3 separate regions of the Mus musculus genome follow, and all the other regions are linked to region 1. The links are chromatin loops, found by intact Hi-C in ENCODE. Cell type or tissue: left cerebral cortex. All regions are shown on one strand.

Region 1 (2,500 bases):
TCATGAGATAGCCCCTCTTGGAACCCAATTTCCACACTACACAAAGTGTGGCTCACACAGAGAGACAACGTGAAGATGTTCTGGTGGGCAGCACCAGCTGAGTTCCCAGACAATAATCAGCCTTAGTTGAGTGACAGCCATCCTGGATATTCTACACACTTGGTCCTGCAGACAGCTTACAGGCTCAGCTAATGTCTGGTTACACAATAAGAGAGAACCCAGAACTACCTAGCTGAGCCCATTAAGGGACATAATGGTGACAGGAAGAAGCCATTGTTTTGAGCTAGGAAGCTCTGAGATGGCGATTCAGCCACTGGAGCAGCAAATAAGAAAAGCAACAAGAAAACACCCCAGGGGAGGGAAGGGGTGCTCATAAATGTTGGGGTGGCAGACACTGCATTTTTAACATGGGGTCAGGGTGGTCTTGAGGAACATGGAATTGCTTCAGTGAAAACTTGCAAGGAGTTAAAGGGCAGCAGCACAGCCAGCCGCCTCCTCTTAGGCTCTCACCGTTCTGGTTGCAGTATGTTCTGTGACTTTCACATTAGCCCACAGTTATGCATACACACAGCCATCCAACTAGACCACAAACTGCTTCGGATCAGAAAGAATGCCCCACACCCTCTGCATCCCCAGCATTGACCTTCGACAGATTGCTTGTGTGTCATAAATGCCACCTTGGAAAGTAGCTGAATTAATATGTCACTGATTGCACAAGGCCTTCCTGTACTGTATTCTGGAAATGGAATTGATGGCATAGCATCAGTTCAAAAGTCTGGGTCCCTACTGAAGCTCAGGCTGCTCTCAGATCTGTTCTCTGAGGATTTGGAACTTTCCATTCTCAGTAAAAAGAACGCAGCTAGGAAGCAAAAACCCAACAGAAGCCCTGCACTGCCCAGAGCTGCCTCTGTTACTCAGCGTACTTCAGCAGCCTAGACACAGGCCACCACCCACCGTCAGTGCTGCCAACTCAGCCTGTCTAGGAAAGAACATGGCTTCCCACCCACCATGAGAACCAGGGCTGATTTCAAGATGGTAGGAGGTGAATGTTACATTCTACAGAGCGTGCTGTCAGAGAAAGGGCCCAGCTCAGCCCCCTGGAGCTCAGCCCTTCCACAACTACACACCTGCACCCTTGGTCTCTTTTTGTCATTACCCCACTATGGTTTTAATCAGCATAAAGAAGCTAGCAACTGGCTTCCAGCTCTAGTGTGTCTCTCCTTCCCTCTCCCTTCCTCTCTTCCCCTCTCTCTTCCTCTTCCTGTCTTCTCTTCCGCTCCCTCCATCCTTTTCTGTCTCTCTTTCTCTCCTTCCTTCCCTCACCCTCTCTTCCCCTCCCACTTTATCCCTCTCCCTTTTCTCTCATTTCTTTCTCTCTTCCTTCTCTCTCTGTCTCTCTCTCTCTGTGTCTCTCTTCCTTTCTTCTCTCCCTCTTCCCCTGTCTCCATTACTTACTCCTCCCCTCTCTGTTAGAGATGCGCATGCTACAGTACACATATGAAAAACCTTGTGTTGGCCCTTATGTCCTCCCTTGTTTAAGACAACATTCCTTCATTATTTCCATTGGCAATGCCAGGCTACCTCGCCTGTGAGCTTCCAGGGATATTTCTGTCTCTGCCTTCCATCTCCTCACTGGAGCATGGGCACTACAGGTGTGCACTAAAGTGTGGGCTTTATATGGGCTCTGGGGATTTGAACTGTGATCTCCACAGTTGCACCGAAAATGCTTTACCCACTGAAGCATCCCCCAGCCCACTAGTTCTCACATGAGTGACTAGAGATCTGCACTGGGGGATTGGCCACCAGAGGAAGGTGAGACTAGGCCCACTCCATTTTCCTGCCCTGAGTCTCTCAGCCTCACTCATCTCATTTTCCATTTAACCCTGTACTGGTTGGATTTTGTCAACTTGACACAAACTAGAATTACCTGGGTGGAGGGAACCTCGGTTGAGGTGTTGGCTCCATCATATGTTTATCAGGCATTTTCATGATGGCTGATTGACATGGGGAGGGGCCATCTCACTGCGGGCAGAGCACCCCTGGGCAAGTGCCGGGTTGTATAAGAAAGCCGGATGAGCAAACTGTGTCCTCCAATATCTCAGCCTCTGTTCCTGTCTCCAGTTTCTTCTCTCAGTGATGGGCTGTAATGCGGTGTGGACGCTAAATAAATCCTTCCCTCCCCAAGTTGCCTTTGTTCGTAGTGCTTATCACAGCAGTGACCATCAAACTAGGGCAGCCATTCCCTAGCTCTTTGCCCCCATTCATTCCTGTGCTAATGGTTCTACATCCTCAGTTTTGTCTGTCAAAATTCTACCTTTTTTCAAAGCATTGCCTAAATGTCATAATCTCTTAAAGTTTTTCTAAATGTCCATGCCAAAATAGCCACATGTTATTTTGCAAGTAAATAGCATATTACAGCTTTCTATAAGATCTTCAGGGCAGAGACCACAGTGGGTGTTACAGGCTGAGTGTGAAATGTTACCCACAGGCTCGGGAATTT
Region 2 (2,500 bases), 79 kb before region 1:
TGGGGTATACCCTTGAATTGTCTTGTCCCTTTTTTCCCGTTTTCTGGCTGCTGTAAGGTGAGCATCTCTTCTCTGCCATCTCATTCTGCCATGATGTTCTGCCTCATCATAGCCCAGAAGCAATGGAGCCAAATAGACAGAAAGCTTTGAAACCTGACACCACCTCCCTTCTCCACCACACCCTCAAGAAAAACCACCTTTGCTTCTTAGTTGCTTTCTTGGATACTTATCTCCCTTAGTTTGCCACATTCATTCCCTCCTCTGGCCTCTCTCAGAGGAGACCTGATACAAAGCCTTCTGCTTAGAACCCCCTAACTTGTCAGTGCCCTTTTTAGCAGGTGGGAGAAATGGTCCAGAGGAAAGACAGCAAATGTCTCAACCCAACCATCTTCCATAGACCCCAGATAGCAGGTGTGGGCTTGTATGTTCCAGACCAGCTGCCAAAGGGCCTGGGAGTAGACTCCCCAGTCCTGGCCCTCTTTCTCTTTCCTAATCTTGCTTCTGAACCACAATGTCTGTGGGTGTTTGCAAATCTAATGTCTCAAAACTATTGGAGGTAAGGTAACCATGATATAACTGGACAAGGAAAGGTACCCTAGAACCCTTGTGATATTCTCTTAGTTGTCTCTCCCCACTCCAGGATAGAGGGTGGAGGAAGTGAATGACTTCTGTATACAGACAGACAAACTGCCTCCCTAAGCCTGCTCTGTCTTTGGCTCCTCAGCGTGGTCATGGAGGTGGTAGAAGGCTGGTCAGGCTGATCCTGACTCAAGACACATGGGCTAACCCTCTCAGAACACAGCACAGGGCCCATGATCTCTGCTCAGCGTCAAGTCTCACTCCTTTCCCTGAATAAAATGTAAAATCTCTCTTAGCTTCATGCTGTTATAGTCTACACCCTCACCTCAGAATTCCAGTGACCACATGGGGCAGCTTAGCCCTATACAAGGTTGCATGGCCCTACACAAATCCATCTCCAAGGGAGGGAAGTTGAGGAGACACCACTCTCCTGGTTCAGAGATGCCATTTCCCCATTTCAAAGATCTAGCTGAGATATTTCATTCTTTTTTTTTAAAGATTTAATTATTTATTTTATTTAGATGAGTACACTGTAGCTGTCTTCAGACACACCAAAAGAGGGCATCAGATCCCATTACAGATGGTTGTGAGCCACCATGTGGGTGCTAGGAATTGAACTCAGGACCTCTGGAAGAGCAGTGAGGGCTCTTAACCACTGAGCCATCTCTCCAGCCCTGAGACATTTCATTCTTAAGCTTAACCCCCTTACCTCTACCCTGGCATCTCCCAATACCTAGGTACTCACACACATTTCCATGTCATCTACATGCATGTACACATACATGCACACACACAAGCACACACATATATACATACACATGCACTCACACATGCACACACACAATACAAGCACTATGTGTGTCATGCGCACATGAACACACACACATATGCATGCACAAGTACGCATGTACACATGTACAGAGAGTGAGCCAGGAGGGTAGCCTGGACTCTGGGTGGAGAATAGTACATCTGCTCCAATCTCATATCTCACAGCACTGAGCTCTGAGCAGCACTGTAGTTGTCCATGGAAGTCAGAACACAATTGACCATCCACTGCTTTGAGCCCCTCCTCACTCTGCATGTGGCAGACACTACAGAGGTCACTGGTGTGGTAACTGAGAAGAAAATGGCTGTAATTATCAACCCCCTGGGCTTATCATGATGATCATTATTTCTATAGTCACCTCCCTGGCTCACCTCGGTGTCCACTTGCTCACTGCAGACCTCTCAGGACCCTGATACATGGCAACATTAACAGAACGTGATATCACTTGATATTTTTAATAAAAGTAGAGATCAAAAGATGGTAGCTATTCTATCCAGAGGAGACAATAATTACAAGACAGTTTTTCGGAACACATCAATCCCAGACAGGAGTAGGAGGAAGCCAGATTCGTGAGGTGAAAAGTGTGGAGAGGAGCCCTTTGGCACACTGGAGGGGGGTGTTGGGGATGCCTGCACAGAACAGCTCTGAGCTCCCCTCCAGCTTCAGAGGCTGAAGCCTATGCCTGCTGAGAGGAGGGTAGAGAAGCTCACACTGCAGGGGACACAGGCCTGGAAAGGCAAGTGTTTCCTGCTGCCTCAGAGGACAGTGTTGCCCTGGGAGGGTGTGCTCAGCAGGGCAGAGGGAAGGCCTCAGGGAGACTGTGAAGCCCCACAATACAGTGAACAGTGATGCCCTCACACAGATGGGTGCTACTGGGTGGGATTAACTGTATTCACTTCAAGCTCTGCAGCCTCTCTCCTGCCTCCATGCATGTGTGTATCTTCCCAGGATCCCAGAAGCAACTCAACGGTAGAAAAAAAATGTCATCTTGTTCATCGGGAGGTTTCCTGAGACCAGGGAAGCCATTATAGGCTCTTATGCTTCAAACTTTTCAAAGCCTCTAAGGCAGGGTGTGAGAAAGGGACCAAGTAGCTA
Region 3 (2,500 bases), 89 kb before region 1:
TGCCCACTTACCCACCCATCTAACTATTCACTCACCTACTCACCCACCTACCTACCTACCCACCCACCCACTCACCCACCCACCTACTCATCTATGAAGGCCTCTCCACAGAAGAGATGTCTATTCTGTGACTGCAAACATGGCTGCCTCCCCTTGCACACTTGTTTTAACTAGTTCTCTCTTTAGCATAAAGGCATCCCTCTAGCTTTTTCTATTTTTTAAACACCATTCTGCCATCCTCCAAATTCTTCCAGGCCCAATTCTAAGTACAAAAGTCTTTCAGGGTCCTTGACAGCGAGTTGGCCCAGCCTCTAGCCTTCCCCTCCCATTCATCCCTTAACCCGATGCATCTGCTCCTCCCTGCTCCACTCCAACAACTTTCATCAATGTTATCCGTGACCTCCATATTGCCAAAGACAATGGACGGTCTCCACCTTCTTCTTGTCTTATCTACTTTATTTTTTTATTTGCATCGACCCTGCCTTGCCTTTTCCTCTTTTGATATTCTCTGCCTCAAGCCTTACCAATATAGTACTACTCACACTCAAAAGCAGACAATCTTTTTAAACATCCAGAAATAGCTACATCTTGAATACGTCCTTTCTGATATTGTTTCTATAAATACCCACAGCCTCATTCGGGATTGTACACAAACCATTTTAGGAAGCTCTCCAGTCCCCTAATCTCTCGAGAGCATCCTTCCTCAGCCCCACCATCCTTGTTCACTTCAAAGTTCTGTTCTCTTGAGGCTCCTTCCCTCTCGCCTGCCTAGCTCTTCTCCAGTCCCTAGTACAGGGTGCTCATTCTCTGCTTAGCTCTAAAAATATCAGCAGCCACCATCAGGATCAAGGCCCTGTCCCCTGACTTCACACCCATCCTGGGAGCCACACTAGAACATAATAGCAGTGTTGTGCACATTGATCTATATTTGCTAACCTATGGTAGCACAGGTTCAATGCTGGAACATATGCGCTAATATGCAGCTCAGGAAATATCTGCTGAGTTAGTCAGAGGGCAAAAGGAAGAGAGCTGGAGTGAAACCCAACAGAGTCCAAAAAGGCAAAAAATAATACAGGACCATGGAAAAGATGAAAGAGGAGCTGAGGGGGAACTGGCAGATTCACCAAACTTCTCCTCCACACCTTTGCTGAGGGCTGTGCTGCTACAGAGAGCGCTGCATAGCAGGCAAGAAGGATCTTTGGACTCCTGCTCCGACCTCAGACCTCATCACTGAGATTTCCCCTAGAGGAGACCTGAGGGGCTCTCCCTGGATCTCACCCTACACCACTCAAGAGCCCTTCTTGCCTCGATAACCACCGTCCATCAACAGCCCCCACCCCATACTGACACAGGCTTGGGATTCTTCTAGAAGCCTCCCCAGATTAACACTGCCCTTCTCTCTAGTGTGAGCCTTCCCGAGGCTGTTCAATATTTACTATTTCTGCAAACATGTAATTGCTCCCATATTTAATTTTCACGGAGCACAGGAACCTTTGCCTATCAGGTACCGAAGTCGACTCTACAAATGCCCAGTGCACTCTGTGTTTCCTCTGGGTCCTTGCCAAGTAGACAGTTGTACTTTACCCTGAGCCGTGTCAGCAAAGAGAGGTGTCAATGGTAAGAACAGGAATTTGCCCTGGATTCTAGTCTTGCCTTCACGTACCAGTGAAACTCTAAAAACAGAGCTCATACTTCTGAGCCTCAAGCCCCTAACGAGGGGTAAGGGTAATGAAACCCACCTTACCCAGGCAGTGGGCTGGCTCAGTGGGCAAAGTACTTTCTATGCAAGCATGAGGACCTAGTTCAGGTACCTAGAGTCCATATAAAAGCCAGGCATGGTGGCAAGCTCCTATAATTTGCCACATGCTGGGGGAGGTCCAGCAGGAAGCTCCCAGGGACCTGCTGGCCAGCCAGGCCAACCAGAAGAGCAAGCTCCAGATTCAGTGAGACCTTGTCTCACAAAACTCAGCTGGGAAGCACCAGAGGGGGGCACCTGAGGCTGACCACTGGCCTCCACACCATGTGCACATGGGTGTAAACATCTGTATGCATACTCACATACACGCAAATAAAGATTAAAATGTGGTATGTAAAGCTCTTAGAAGAGGGCCTCACCTACAGCAAGCATTTGATAGGTGTCAGCTTAGTTGTGACAAATACCATCTTGTAAGAATTGAGCAGGACCCCACACATTCTATTCACCCAAGCGTCAAGACCTTCATTACCCCAGCAGCTCAGAATCCTGTGCCCACACCCACCCCTCAACCTGATGGGGTTTTAATGACTTGCTAAACACTGCTTCCTTTACGGGCATCACTTTCCTTAACAAGTCAGATAAGTGGAAATCCCCGATGTCAACATCCAGATTAGAAAAGCATTTTATTTCCAAGCACCTTCCCTCATTAGCATCTGTGTGTGATTTGTGCGCTAATATATTTCTTACTAACGGGCACCCTGGAAACAGCCGTACACTCTGCCTCCAGACCACCTGACAGCTCCC

Evidence for each region. Hi-C counts contacts between places; a loop is a spot of excess contacts. Peaks named below come from ENCODE experiments on the same cell type or tissue, not always from the same donor. Only the 100,000 strongest peaks of a DNase experiment are listed, where the experiment ranks them.
Region 2: it touches region 1 in a loop (2.2-fold over the local background); 2 of 42 quality-filtered maps call a loop at or near these places.
Region 3: it touches region 1 in a loop (2.5-fold over the local background); 6 of 42 quality-filtered maps call a loop at or near these places.

What each region holds. Positions count from the first base shown.
Region 1 is chr1:192,699,938-192,702,437 of GRCm38, forward strand. All of the region lies in intron 7 of Hhat (hedgehog acyltransferase), which reads right to left. Among named protein-coding and RNA genes, the nearest start is that of Gm22265, 44 kb to the right of the region's middle. In left cerebral cortex, no CTCF peak of the experiment used is centred here; a DNase peak (open chromatin) is centred at 942.
Region 2 is chr1:192,621,341-192,623,840 of GRCm38, forward strand. The region is part of intron 9 of Hhat (hedgehog acyltransferase); the gene reads right to left. Among named protein-coding and RNA genes, the nearest start is that of Gm31011, 110 kb to the left of the region's middle. In left cerebral cortex, no CTCF peak of the experiment used is centred here; no DNase peak of the experiment used is centred here.
Region 3 is chr1:192,610,972-192,613,471 of GRCm38, forward strand. All of the region lies in intron 9 of Hhat (hedgehog acyltransferase), which reads right to left. Among named protein-coding and RNA genes, the nearest start is that of Gm31011, 96 kb to the left of the region's middle. In left cerebral cortex, no CTCF peak of the experiment used is centred here; no DNase peak of the experiment used is centred here.